Linked DNA regions of Homo sapiens: region 2 is linked to region 1. Evidence: read pairs that join two places in POLR2A ChIA-PET (ENCODE). Cell type or tissue: GM12878. All regions are shown on one strand. Each heading gives the region's core, and the rest is flanking DNA. Links, peaks and the distances in the headings are about the cores only. Region 1 has its middle 25 kb from the start of COMMD2. Region 2 overlaps LOC105374313 (a long non-coding RNA gene).

The links. Peaks named below come from ENCODE experiments on the same cell type or tissue, not always from the same donor. Only the 100,000 strongest peaks of a DNase experiment are listed, where the experiment ranks them.
Region 2: POLR2A ChIA-PET joins it to region 1 with 6 read pairs; 2 of 35 experiments call an interaction of 5 or more read pairs at or near these places.

The regions. Positions count from the first base shown.
Region 1 is chr3:149,723,565-149,730,527 of GRCh38, reverse strand. It overlaps a transcript of WWTR1 not described here. Among named protein-coding and RNA genes, the nearest start is that of COMMD2, 25 kb to the left of the region's middle. In GM12878, for the core only: no CTCF peak of the experiment used is centred there; a DNase peak (open chromatin) is centred at 3,377.
Region 2 is chr3:150,108,979-150,115,941 of GRCh38, reverse strand. All of the region lies in intron 1 of LOC105374313 (a long non-coding RNA gene), which reads right to left. Among named protein-coding and RNA genes, the nearest start is that of LINC01998, 31 kb to the right of the region's middle. In GM12878, for the core only: no CTCF peak of the experiment used is centred there; a DNase peak (open chromatin) is centred at 851; H3K4me3 peaks cover 920 bases; H3K27ac peaks cover 862 bases.

The DNA of each region.
Region 1 (6,963 bases), core at 1,110-6,109:
AGTTACATGTCAGCTTTTTTTTTTTCTTTAATGGAAAGACATATTTAGGACATGTTGTCTGCAGACCCCACTGAATGGACAGAACAAGATACTTAGACCAGTGGTTCTCAGCCGAGGCTGCTCACTGGAATTACTTGAGAATTTTTTAAAATTCTGATTCCTGAGTCCCAACTTTATAGATTCTGGTTTAACTGGCGTGGCATCTGTTAAAGCTCTCCACGTGATTCTGATGTACAGCAAAAATTAAGAACATGACAGTTTTACTACAGCCATTTCTCTATGACTTGCTTCAATGACTGATATTCAAGCCGGTCGAAGAACAAGAAAATCAAACAGTCCAGATTCAGCAGAACCCTGATCCACCCACGTGCTTTCAATTACAACTAAAAATAGCTGGAACAATTAAAAAAGAGTTTGTTGGTACAAATAACTGTCAAGTCCAGAGGTAGTATTGGTTCAGGCAAACATGATCCAGTGGCCTAGAGATGGCCCCAATGCCCCAGTATCTCTCTGCTTCGCTTTCCTGTCTTCGTTTTCTTTCTCCTAATTTAGACTCTTCTTGTGGCCATAGGTGGCTACTAAAGGCACCAGGAAAATGAGCCCGTCTTTGTCATTAACATCATAAGAAAAGTCTTTCAGATTCACTTTGATTGGACTGGTTTAGGTTACCAACCAATTGCTGCATTTAAGAGGTTGGAATATAGTAGGAGTAGAGTCCTCTTCCCAGGAAACACAGCAATCCCCAAATGAAAGTGGGATCTTTTAGAAAGGAAGAAGGGAGATAAATCAATGCTGAGACTATCAATGTCTGCTTTACCCATACAGTGGTTTTGGCTGGCTGCAGAATTTGGTCACAAAACTGTAGCACTACTTTATAGTACATAGTACAGTACTATAAAGTACATACTTTATAAGTAACCCAGATTTCTACATCAATTCCCACAGTTAATGACTACTAAAAAACTAAGCATGATTAGATTAATCATAACACTGTTTAGTGAGAAGAACTTGAGAACGGAAAATTGATTTGGATCCTGCAAACTTAAGTTGCCCCACGTATGGCTTTTGTTTAGTGCCTCAGTAAACAATGTTTTCTTGCTTCATTTTGAAAAATGAAAAATCTTAGATTCTCCAGAGAGAGTTTGATTTGTAGATTCCCACCCTGCCCCCTGCCCCCAGCTGAGTCACCAGCCAGGAACATTTTGTTAAGGTTTATTTTTTACAATTTTTGTTATGAACGCAAGAGTTTTAAATTTCCCCCCCAAATATTGTTGAATTATAACATTGGATATGCCTTTTCTAATTATATATGCTAAAAGAAAAATACCACACACACACACACACACACACACACACACACACTCCCCTAAAATCCCCTTCCAGGCTGGGTGCGGTGGCTCACACCTGTAATTCCAGCATTTTGGGAGGCTGAGGTGGGCAGATCACGAGGTCAGGGGTTCGAGACGAGCCTGACCAACATGGTGAAACCCCATCTCTACTAAAAACACAAAAATTAGCCAGGTGTGCTGGTGTGGCATGCGCCTGTAGTCCCAGCTACTCAGGAGGCTGAGGCAGGAGAATCTCTTTTTTTTTTTTTTTTTTTTTTTTTTTTGAGACGGAGTCTCGCTCTGTCGCCCAGGCGGGACTGCGGACTGCAGTGGCGCAATCTCGGCTCACTGCAAGCTCCGCTTCCCGGGTTCACGCCATTCTCCTGCCTCAGCCTCCCGAGTAGCTGGGACTACAGGCGCCCGCCACCGCGCCCGGCTAATTTTTTGTATTTTTAGTAGAGACGGGGTTTCACCTTGTTAGCCAGGATGGTCTCGATCTCCTGACCTCATGATCCACCCGCCTTGGCCTCCCAAAGTGCTGGGATTACAGGCGTGAGCCACCGCGCCCGGCCCAGGAGAATCTCTTAAACCTGGAAGGCAGAGGTTGCAGTGAGCCAAGATCGCGCCACTGCACTCCAGCCTGGGCGACAGAGCAAGACTCTGTTTCAAAAAAAAAAAAAGTCCCCTTCCTTCTGCCTATCCCCCAGAGAAGGGCAACCCTCCCTAGTTGAAAACTCACTGTTGTAGAACTGGCTGTCACCAACTACCCTTCTGGTTATAATTTGGCTTCTTAAGTTTCCCATAGACAGAAAATGTGCTAACCAGCAAACTTGGATTTGAGGCTTGCTACGTTATGTTTCCCATTGCAAGTTAATTAATTGGCATTCATCAGCCCTTAGAGTCCCATTGTGTCTGTGTGTGCTAACATTTAAGTTTCTGAGTTAATAAAGCTGAGTACCACATTCCAGAACAAAGCCCCTTCCATAAATCTCACTAGAACCAGAGGTGCTATCCCGTCCTGGTGACCAACCAGTTATTCTCCAAGCCACCCTCACCAGACTCCTTTTCCTCCAATTGTACTAGTAAAATCATTTTTAAAAAAGAAAAAAGAGGCATAAAATAGCATAGGCAGAATTTAATTTACCATCTAGAAATGCAAGATGGCACACATCTGTAGAAACATTGAAAGGAGAACAAGACCTTTAGGTTGCCGTAATCCCAGGGCTGATTATGAGAAGTTCCCTTGAAGCGAGTGCTTGTGAGGAAGAACTCAGTAGCTAGAATGTGAACTTTGAGTAAATATTGGCCCTAAAAATCTCAGTTATCACATGTGGAGGAAGGAAAGAAGCTTGTTACAAGAGTAGAGACTAAATTCACCCACAGGGCTGCAAGTTCCTTTATTCCAGAAAACCACAAAGAGGAATCTTTTAGTGATGCAAACATCAAGGATAAAGCCTTTTTATTTTTTTAGACAGGGTCATGCTGTGTTGCCCAGGCTAGAGTACAGTGGTGTGATCATATCTCACTGTAGCCTCAAACTCATGGCTCAAGTGATCCTCCCACCACAGCCTCCCGAGAAGCTAGGACTACAGGCATGTGCCACCATGCCTGGCTAATTTTTTAACTTTTTGTAGAGATGAGGGCTTGCTATGCTGCCCAGGCTGCTGTCGAACTCCTGGTCTCAAGTGATCCCCCCACCTGGGCCTTCCAAAGCACTGGGATTACAGGCATGAGCTACTGTGCCCAGCCAAAGAGTAAAGCCTTTGCAGAGATGTTGTTTTGTTTTTAACTGTAGAATATCTCAAACTTATACAAAAATACATAGAATAATATAATGAACTCTCAGGTACACGTCACTTAGTTTCAATGATAATCAACTAGTGTCAAATATTGTTGCCTCAAAATCCCCACCCACTTTGCTCTGTGCCCCACTTCTATGTAATTATGAGTCAAATCTCAGGCATCATTTCTGAGATGGAGCTGGTTTAGTTGAAGAGCAATCTTATTCTGACTGGTAATATGAAAATGGTCACTGTGGTAAAAGACTTGCATTTTTTCAGATTACAGTTCCCTTGTGGTTAGGCTGCACTATCCCAGTACAATTTCACTTGTTCTTAGGTGCATGTGATATCTGCTGTTAATTAAGGGATTGTTTATAGGAGAATAAGAGCAAGTCTGAAGACCCCAGGAAAGGTGTGCAGGCCAGATTATCACCTTAAACTTTAGAGAGCTGGCCTGGATTTGGCTGGATATGACCCATACTGGGCCATGGGAGGCCCTTACAACCACAGAATAAGGAGACCTTTATTCTAAAACTGAAGAACCCAGAAGTGCATGCCATGGCATGCAAATACCGTTACATCAGAGTAATCCTTTTGCTACTCAAGAGGCTGAAGCAGGAGCAATGCTTGAACCCAAGAGTTCAAGATTGTTGTGATCTATGATCAGGCCTGAGAAAAGCCACTGCACTCTAGCCTGGGCAACATAGAAAGACTCCTGTCTCAAAAAAATTTATTTTAATACAAAAAACCTGAAGAACCCTGGCCGGGCACAGTTGCTTACGCCTCTAATCCCAGCACTTTGGGAGGCTGAGGCAGGAGGATCACCTGAGGTCAGGAGTTCGAGACCAGCCTGACCAACATGGAAAAACCCCATCTCTACTAAAAATACAATGTTAGCTGGGCTTGGTGGCACATACCTATAATTCCAGCTACTCGGGAGGCTGAGACAGGAGAATCGCTTGAACCTGAGAGGCGGAGGTTGCAGTGAGCTGAGATCACACCATTGCACTCCAGCCTGGGCAACCAGAGTGAAACTCCATCTCAAAAAAAAAAAAAAAAGAAAAACAGGCTCAGGTGCCACCTGTAAGAGGAAGGAGAACTGGACCCTGCCATGGGAGTTAGGCAGAGAGGGTTCAGGATCAGGCCTGAACCTTCTGATATGCTGAGAAGCCAGTCCTGAGGTTGCAGGAGGTTATTTGCTTGGAGGCTCGCCCCTGGGAGCTAACCATCATGATCCTGTGGGAAAGTTAAATGTTCTCAAGGAGTCCTAAAGTTACTTGTGAGGGAAACCTAGTAAAAGTCTAGACTTCCTGTTGCACCATAGGTAGGATGAAAGTAAAAGAAATCTACTGTCATGATAATTTCCAAGCCCCTTTGAGTCCTGAGCTAATAAATAAATGTAATAAATACATATTAACATTATATATATACTTTTGATGTGGGTAGCCAGTTTCTAGAAGGATACATAAGAAATTCTTAATAGGGTTTCCTCTGAGATGGGGCCAGGGAGGGTGGCCAAGATTTTTACTTTTTACTTTGTACTCTTCTATACATTAAAAAAAGTTTATTTATTATTTATATAATACAAATAAATAAGATACAAATGTGTGTACATATAATGTGTCAGCATATCCCAACTGAGCCGAAAAGTTTATGCCACATTAGGAATTAAATGGTAGAGAAAAATAGCATTTTAAAAATATTACCCCACAGTGGTTTACGTGTAAAGTTCCTTCAAAATTTTCCTTCTGAAATTTTCCTGTTTTTTTTTAAAGACTAAATATATCTTTCTTGCTGAGCTATAAGCTATAAAACAATTTTAGTATTCTCCCAGGCCTCCACCATTACTAACAATATTAATTCCTTGCATATAGCATTAGACCAGGGTTCTCATCCCTGGCTTGCACACCCAGAGCCTGGCCTGCACACCTAGAGCCTGGACCCAAAGTAAGTAAACCTGAATTGGGCTCACCTGAGCCTGTCTTTTTTCTCAACTTTAAAAGCTTCACAGGTGACTGTGATGTAGAGCCAGAGCTGAGGTTCAGCATTAGAAGAACTGGGGAGAATGTTGCAGGGAACAGTGCTAGAGTACTCAACCAACCTTCTATGCTAGTTGATGGGTCCATCCCAGAGATTTTCCGTGAATGAGCAAGTAGCAGAGCAAAACCTAAATTGAACCCTGTCAAGGAATCACGAACACCTTTGTAGTTTAAAATATACTTGTTAAAGGATGTTTTAAATTAATTGTTCACTTCATTCCAATTTGTCTTTTGACTCCCTTAGTACTTTTCTTCCTTGCATTTCATGTAAATCCAATGCTGTGTGAGTAAAGAGAAGAGAGGAGAAAGAAGAAAATGTGCTGAAGCAGGTATTTTTAGAGTGGGTTTTCAGAATATTTTGGAGTTAGCATTAATTCATTTCAAAGGAGCAGAAAAATATTCAGAGGTAGCATGAGGTTAGTATGAAAAATGTTGGCAGGACCTCTGATTCTGTTGCTGACTCTCCAGGATTTGGAACAGGCATGTTTCCTTCATGTGGAATTGGAATTAATTGGACAATTAATTCAAAATGCCTTCATGAAAAGAACAAAAACAAATAAAATTGCCCTTCATGTCTGATTGCCTCAACAGAACAACAAAAAAGTGATGGAACTGGATGCTCTCCCAGTCTTACATTTCTATGTAAATGTGAAAGAGAAACATGGCTACAAGGACCAGGTATGGCCTAGGAAATGGGAGAATCTACCTTTTAGAAGGGGTTCTTAACATAGGGTCTTTGGAAGGTTTCAAGGTGTCAATGAACCTTCTGAAATCACATATAAAATGGTGTGTGCACCTTTTTTTCTAGGGTTATGGTCCATGGCTTTCATCAGATTCTCAAACCATTGGAAAGGATTAAAAACTGCCTTTTTTTTTTTTTAAGGAGTCTGGGGGGTAGGGTGGACGGTATAAAAATTATTCAAGTTAGGAATATTAAAAAGAGAGCCTGTTAATTTAGTCAAATATTAGGGGGGATCACATTGATTCTTGGAGCTGGAGAGAAGGCAGAAAATCACATCATTTGAAGCCACGAATTGTCAGGAAAGAGATGGGCAAGAAATTACAGGCTGAAATTCAGGTGAAGGAGCAGGTAGTTGGTAATTGTTGAAGCTGTGTGATGAGTGCACAGGGATTCATTATATCATTCTCTTTACTTTTGTTTAGGTTTGAAATTTTTCACTATAAAAAGTTTTTGAAAATAAGGAGCCCCAGAGAGAATTCCTAGAAGATGGCAGAGGAGGAAAAAGAGGAACCTATCTTCCCACCTAGATAATAATTTTACCAGTAGAATCTGTCTAATGTAAGTATTTTGGAACTGTGGAGTCTGTTGAAGGCTTATAACTTCCAGGGCTTGAGCAATAATTGTGGTTAATTTTCATCAATTTCAGCTGTAATCACAGTAGCAGCTAACCACCCTTCAGCCACATGTCAGGCAGCTGTGCACATGCTCCTGGAGCAACCTGTACACAGCCTGTGGGAGCTAGGGTAGCTGAAAAGGACCCTGGCCTCCAAATATTTAGGATCTATGCTCTCATTGCTGATTGCTGCTTCTCATCACAAAGGTGCAAAGAAGCAGCAGGTTTTGTTGTTGCACTTTACCCCATTGTTGCGAGTCCCTCCATCTCTGGATGAAATGACTCTCAGGGAATATAAAGGGCAAACACCTTTTTCCCTTCCTACATTTTCCCCCTTTTAGGAACTAGATATTGAAGACTAGAGCATTAAAAATGAACCACATGTATGTGATTGGAGTTGGAAAATCATCATGTATACCCAGGGAAAGGCAAAGGCTCAAAAAATATATGAAAGGATCTT
Region 2 (6,963 bases), core at 608-5,607, 390 kb before region 1:
TCTGCCACTCACCAGCCATGTGACCTTGGGCCAATTACTTAGCCTTTGTGTGCTCCAGTCTCCTCATATATAAAATGGGATAGGAACAGTACTATCTCATAAGGTTGTTATGAGGCTACGTTAGTTAACACATAATACATCTATAGAGTATGTCTCAGACATACAAAGAGCTCAATAAATGTTATCATCATCATTCCCTTCTGGATCCAGGTATGCCTCAAATTAATCTCTTCCCAAAATACTCAACCTGCAGGTAACCCAGCAGCTTTCTTTCTCTCCCAGCCTTTGGTAGAAATTCCGAGTTTAAAAACTAAACAAAGCTGTATTTATTACACAAACAATATTACAGTAATGGGGATTTATAAAGGACATGGCTGAAATTCCTGGGGGTGGGAGAACGAGGGAGGGATTTTAGAAGTTCACTACAGCCACCCCAGTTTGGAGGGTGCTCTACCCCAGTAGCGTTCTGTACTTGCAATGTTGCTATTTTCCATTTTCTAAAGCTTTATTTAACCATTGTAATTTGTGGCTTTCTCCAAGACTAAGTATAGAGCAAAACATAATAATGCAAACTGGCTCATGCTGAGCTGAAATGAGTAGTGTTCTCTCACCAAATCCTCTTGTGAGCTTTAATAACTTCTTTAATTTCTCTGTTATTTTCCAATATTGTATACCTATTCCAGAAGTACTCATTTTGTCTTTCCTAAACCAACTTTCCTCTGCTGGGAAAATGACCAAATTATTCCACTCCTGTCCTCCTGCCACACCTCTAGTTTTTGGTTTTTCAGCTCCCATTCTGGGGTTTACAACCAATTTAGCAGTTGTTGATCATGGCGAGAGTGTATAATTGAGTCAGTACTGGAGATGAAATGACTCATCAGAACAGTTCATGAGAGGGAAATGATTTTCAGGACAAGGGGAGAGAGAATGAGTGAGATTATACATACACATTGTACTTGCTTGTGGGTAATAGAGTGGACTCCAATGTAGAGTAAACTCGGGTCATTTTCTTTGATCTTCTGACACACTATTCCTTTTTAAAAAAATTAAAGATTAGCCTCTAACAGAAGGCAAGGAAGTTTCTTGTCTAGATTGAGTTGTGGAGACTGTATTTAGAATATAAGCTCTTAGAAATAGCAAAATACTAACGCAGAGTATGTCATGGGAACTCAGAAAATGTGAATTAAAATCTAGAGACAGAAAGAAAGAACCATGCTTAAAAAAGATAGTGGGTTGGTCAGTGATTTCTTACGGCTGCTCTCACAGATTACATGCAGTAGCCGTGTCCTTTTCTGTATTTAGATTTTCCTACCAAAAGGGGACTATGTGGACATTTCAGAGTCCCAGTATAAGAAGGGTGAGTAACTTGAGCTGAAGTTTAGGATGAAAGGAGCAGGAGAAATCTGGCTCCTTGCTGGGATGCACGGGGCTCTGGAGTACCTTCCAGGAGAGTCTGAGATGCCCCCCTACCCACATTCCTTCCAGACCTAATTGCTTACATTTCCTTGAGCACTCTGTGTGCTTCAGCTCCTCTGTGCCTGAAGCATCTCTCCTTTGCACTCACTGCACCCACCCAAACCCAATTCAAATAATGCCAAGTCTTCTCCAGCTAGAATTAATCCCCTCCTCCTCTGCATTCTCTTGGCCTGTCTTATCCTGCTCAGTTCTAATGATGCTCCTGAAAGCAGGCCCTGAGTAAAGGATTTGGGTATGAGAATTTATTCAGGAGGAGATCCCAGGAAACACTGTGAGGGAGTAGGAAGTGAGACCAAGAATGGAGAAAAAGCCAAAAAAAGAGTGCTTTAATGAGCAGATTACTGCTATGAGCAAAGAGGGCTCAGCACCATTGGGAATGCTCTGAGTCTGAGTGGAACATGCTCAGTGTCCTACTGAAGAGCAAGGAACTGCCACCTTCATCGGTGGTGAGTTGTTCTGGAGACTAAGTCTCTGGCACTTACAATCCACCTATAAGGCACTGAGCTGCTCTAAAGCTAAAGAATGCCTTCAGGTCAAAAAATGCTAGAAGTTATAGCCTCTAGGGGACTTCCCACCTGTGAAGGGAAGGGGGTGGTCAAGGGGATAGGAACTTGACAAGGACATCCTGCTATAATGATTGCCTTTGAAGGCAGAGAACAAACTTTACTCATCTTTATATATCCAAAGTATCCAACCTGCAGCCTTATCCCAAGTAGGTGCTTAATAACTTAGTGAGGTTGGTTCACACTTAACACATCTGATGAAGCAATGATACATTCAACATGTGTATATCGAAACGCCTATTATGTGCCAGAGAGTTATCAAACAAGCCTTGTCTCTGTCCTTCAGAAGCTGACAGTCTCACAGGAAAGACAGGCAATCAGCAAATAATTACAATGCAGGGGGACAGGTATATTGACTGATATGTCAATGTATGTTTCACCCCTTGATACTACCACTATGGTACAAAACCTATCATTTAATTTTCAGCAGATTAGATTTTTATTTTCAGGGAAAGGGGAGTTTATTTCTCCTATAGAGGATAGGGACAGGGTATGATATTGATGACATTGTTTTTGGTATGATTTCTGGGTTAATGAACATGGATTTGAAATAGCCTACTATTGACTGGAAGCCTTACTGATAACATAAACAGTTGATTAACATGTATTTTGTATGTGGTATATATTATATACTGTATTCTTACAAATAAGCTAGAGAAAATAAAATGTTACTAAGAATACCATAAGATAGAGAAAACACATTTAATATACATTTACAGTACATTATTGTACTGTATTTATTAATACCATAAGTTTATGTTATCTGTTTATAAGATGAATTATCTGTCTGAAGCAGTGGGCAAACACAGCGGCAGACCTCAATCTTATATCAAGCAATTCAACTGTTTTGTAATGTCATGACCTCTCTGTGCTTCTTGGGGATACTTCCAGTATCACTAGTGGCACTTTGTATGGGTCCCATGGTATTATTCAAGATTTACGGTATGCACTCAACAAAATGAAAAATATGTGAGAACCACAAAAGATCACTTTTTTACTGTGATACACAATTTACTGGAGAGGTAAACTGCTCACGTAGAGATGATTAGCATCACATGATGTTTTAAGTGGACACACGCAGCACTTGTGCTCACCATGACAGCAACAGGGAATGGCATTGAAATTATTACAGTAGTATAGGATGTGCTACAATTAATTGTATGTAGTTATAATTTAATACTGTATCTTTTCATTTGCTTACATTTCTCTTGACTAAAAATGACACCGTGTACAGTCTATGTAAGTTTTGATAAATTTTAATTTTTTATAATATATGTATATTTTATAGTAATACATGACAAAATATACTAGTATCTACATATATTTTATGCATTCATACCATGCCTAACTTTTTCTTAATTTTAAAAATATTTCTAGGCTACATAATTCATCTGCAAGTTTCTTCAAATTGTTGCAAACCTCCAAAAAATTGTCCAATATATTTATTGGAAAAAATTTGTGTATAAGTGGACCCGTGCAGTTCAAACCCATATTGTTCAGGGATCAGCTGCCCCTTACCTACAGAGAAGCAAAAATAAGAATTATATCCAACGTTTCCTCAGAAACCCGGCACGCAAGAGTAAAATAAATTGTTGAGTGTTGAGAGAAAAAACTGCCAAACTAGAATTCTTTACCCTGAAAAATTATCATCTTTTAAAAGTGAAAGAGAAATAAAGCCTCTCTCAGAGAAACAAAAACTAAGGGAATCTGTTGTCAGCAGACATGTCTTGCAAGAAATGTTAAAAATAAGTTCTTCGGAGAGAAGGAAAATAATATAAGTCAGAAACTTGGACCTACGTGAAGAAAAGAAGAACTTCAGAGAAGAATTAAGTGAAAGGAAAACAAACATTTTATTTTCTTATTCTTTTTTTCTTCTTCTTCCTTTTTTTTTTTTTTTTTTTTTTTTTTGAGATGGAGTCTCGCTCTGTCGCCAGGCTGGAGTGCCCTGGTGCGATCTCGGCTCACTGCAACCTCCGCCTCCTGGATTCAAGCGATTCTCCCGCCTCAGCCTCTTGAGTAGCTGAGACTACAGGCGTTCGCCACCATGCTCAGCTAATCTGTTTTTGTATTTTTAGTAGAGACAGGGTTTCACCATGTTGGCCAGGATGGTCTCCATCTTTTGACCTCGTGTTCCGCCTGCCTCGGCCTCCCAAATGCTGGGATTACAGGCGTGAGCCAACTTGTCCAGCCTATTTTTCTTATTCTTAATTGATCTAACAGTCAGTTCAAAATAATAACAGCAACAATGTGTTCAACTATATGCCAATATATAAGTAAAATGACAGCAGTGGGTCGGGCGCGGTGGCTCACGCCTGTAATCCCAGCACTTTGGGAAGCCGAGGCGGGCGGATCACGAGGTCAGGAGATCGAGACCATCCTGGCTAACATGGTGAAACCCCATTTCTACTAAAAATACAAAAAATTAGCCGGGTGTGGTGGTGGGCACCTGTACTCCCAGCTACTCGGGAAGCTGAGGCAGGAGAATGGCATGAACCCGGGAGGCTGAGCTTGCAGTGAGCTGAGATTGCACCACTGCACTCCAGCCTGGGCTACAGAGCAAGATTCCATCTCAAAAAAAAAAAAAAAAAAAAAAGACAGCCGTGATACAAGATGCGGGAGGGAGGAATTACAAGTATTTTGTTATTATAAGAGATTAAAATTCAAAAATTAGCCAGGCATGGTGATGCATGCCTGCAGTCCCAGGTACTTGGGAGGCTGAGGCAGGAGGATTGATTGAGCCTGGGAGGTTGGTGGAGGTTATAGTGAGCCATGGTTGCACCACTGAACTCCAGCCTGGGTGACAGAACGAGACCCTTTCTCAAAAACAAACAAAAATAGTTATTCACACTATCCATGAATTGGTACAATGTTATCTGATAAAAGTATAATGTATATGCTAAGAAGGGGCAAATAGAATTATATAAAATGCTCAATTAAAGCCATAAGAGGTAGAAAAGAGAGGAAGATAAAAATAGAAACAAAGAACAAGAGAAATTAATAGAAAATGGTAATAAATATGGTAGATATAATCACTTTAAATGTCAATGGTCTACCTACACTAATTAAAAGACAAAGATCCTCAGAGTGGATAGAAAAAAGGACCCAACTTCATGTTGCCTATAAGAAACCCACTTAAAATATAAAGAAACATGTAGATTAGAAGTAAATAGAGAAAGATAAACCAGGCTAACACTAATCAAAAGAAGGAGGAGTTGCTATATTAACTTCAGAAGGAGCAGGCTTCAGAGCAACGAAAGATATTAGGGATAAAAAGGGGCACTGCATAATGATAAAAGGATCAATACATCACAAAGACATAACGATCTTTAATGTGTATGTGTCTAACAACCAAATGTCAAATACCTGAGGCAAAAACTGGTAGAAATGCAAGAGAAATAGATGAGTCTGCTATTGTAGTTGGAAACCTTAACACCTATCTATCAGAAGTGGACAAATCCAGCAGGCAGAAAATTAGTAAGGGTATAGTTGAACTCAACATCACCATCAATCAACGGGATATAATTGACATCTATAGACTACAGTCATGCGTCACGTAACAATGGGAATATGTTCTGAGAAACGCATCGTCAGGCAATTTCATCATTGTGCAAACATCATAGAGTATACTTATGCAAACATAGATGGTACAGCCTACTATGCCCCTATGTTATAATGGTGTAGCCTATTGCTCCTGGGCTACAAATCCATAGAGCATATTACTGTACAGAACACTGTAGGCAACTGTAAGACAATGATAAGTATTTGTGTGTCTAAACATACCTAAACATAGAAAAGTAATGTGTTATGCTATGATATTACAACATCACTAAGTGATAGGAATTTTTCAGCTCCATTATAATCTGATGGGACCACTGTCATACATGTGGTCCTTTGTTGACTGAAACGTCATTATGAGGGGAATGACAGTACTTCTGTGGAACATAAAACACACCCTAACAAATTTAAAAAATGAGAAATCATACAACTTCTACTCTCAGATCACAATGGAATTAAACTAAAATGAATAACAGAAAGATGTCTGAAATCCAATGTACTTGGAGATTAAACAACATACTTCCAAATAATATATGGGTCAAAGAAGAAATCTTAAGAGAAATTTTAAAACATTTTGAACTAAATGAAAATTAAAATAAAACATCAAAATGTGTAATATGCAGCAAAAGCAGTGCTTAAAAGAAAATTTATTGAATTGGACACATATATTAGAAAATAAGAAATATATAATAAAGGACTGTTATATGAAATATACGAAGAACTCTTCAAACTCAACAATAGAAAAATAACAACCTTATTAAAAAGTGGATAAAAACCTGAACAGACCCCTAATCAAAGAAGATAGATATATATGTAAATAGTCTGTTCCATATATATATGGAAAGTGAACATATATAAAGATGTTCATCATATTTCATAAGAGAGTTACAAATTAAAACAAGTATTAGAATGGCCAAAATACAAAACACTGACAACTCCAAATGCTGGTAAGGATGTGGAACAACAGGACAACATTTATTGCTGGTAGGAATGCAAATATTGGAAGACAGTTTGGCAGTTTCTTACAAAACTACACATATTCTTACCTAAAGATCCAACAATCACACTCCTCAGTGTTTATCCAACGGAATTGGCAACTCCACACAAAAACCAGCACATGGATGTTTATAGCAGCTTTGTTCGTAATTGCCAAAAATTGGAAATAACCAAAATGTTTTTAGTAGGTGAATGGATATAAACTGTGGTATATCCTTATCAAGAAATATTATTCAGAGCTAAATAAGTTATCAAGTTATCAAGCCATGAAACATTGAGGCAACTTGAATGCACGCTACTAAGTGAAAGAAACCAATCTGAAAAGGCTACATACTATATAATTCCAACTATATGACATTCCTGAAAAGGCAAA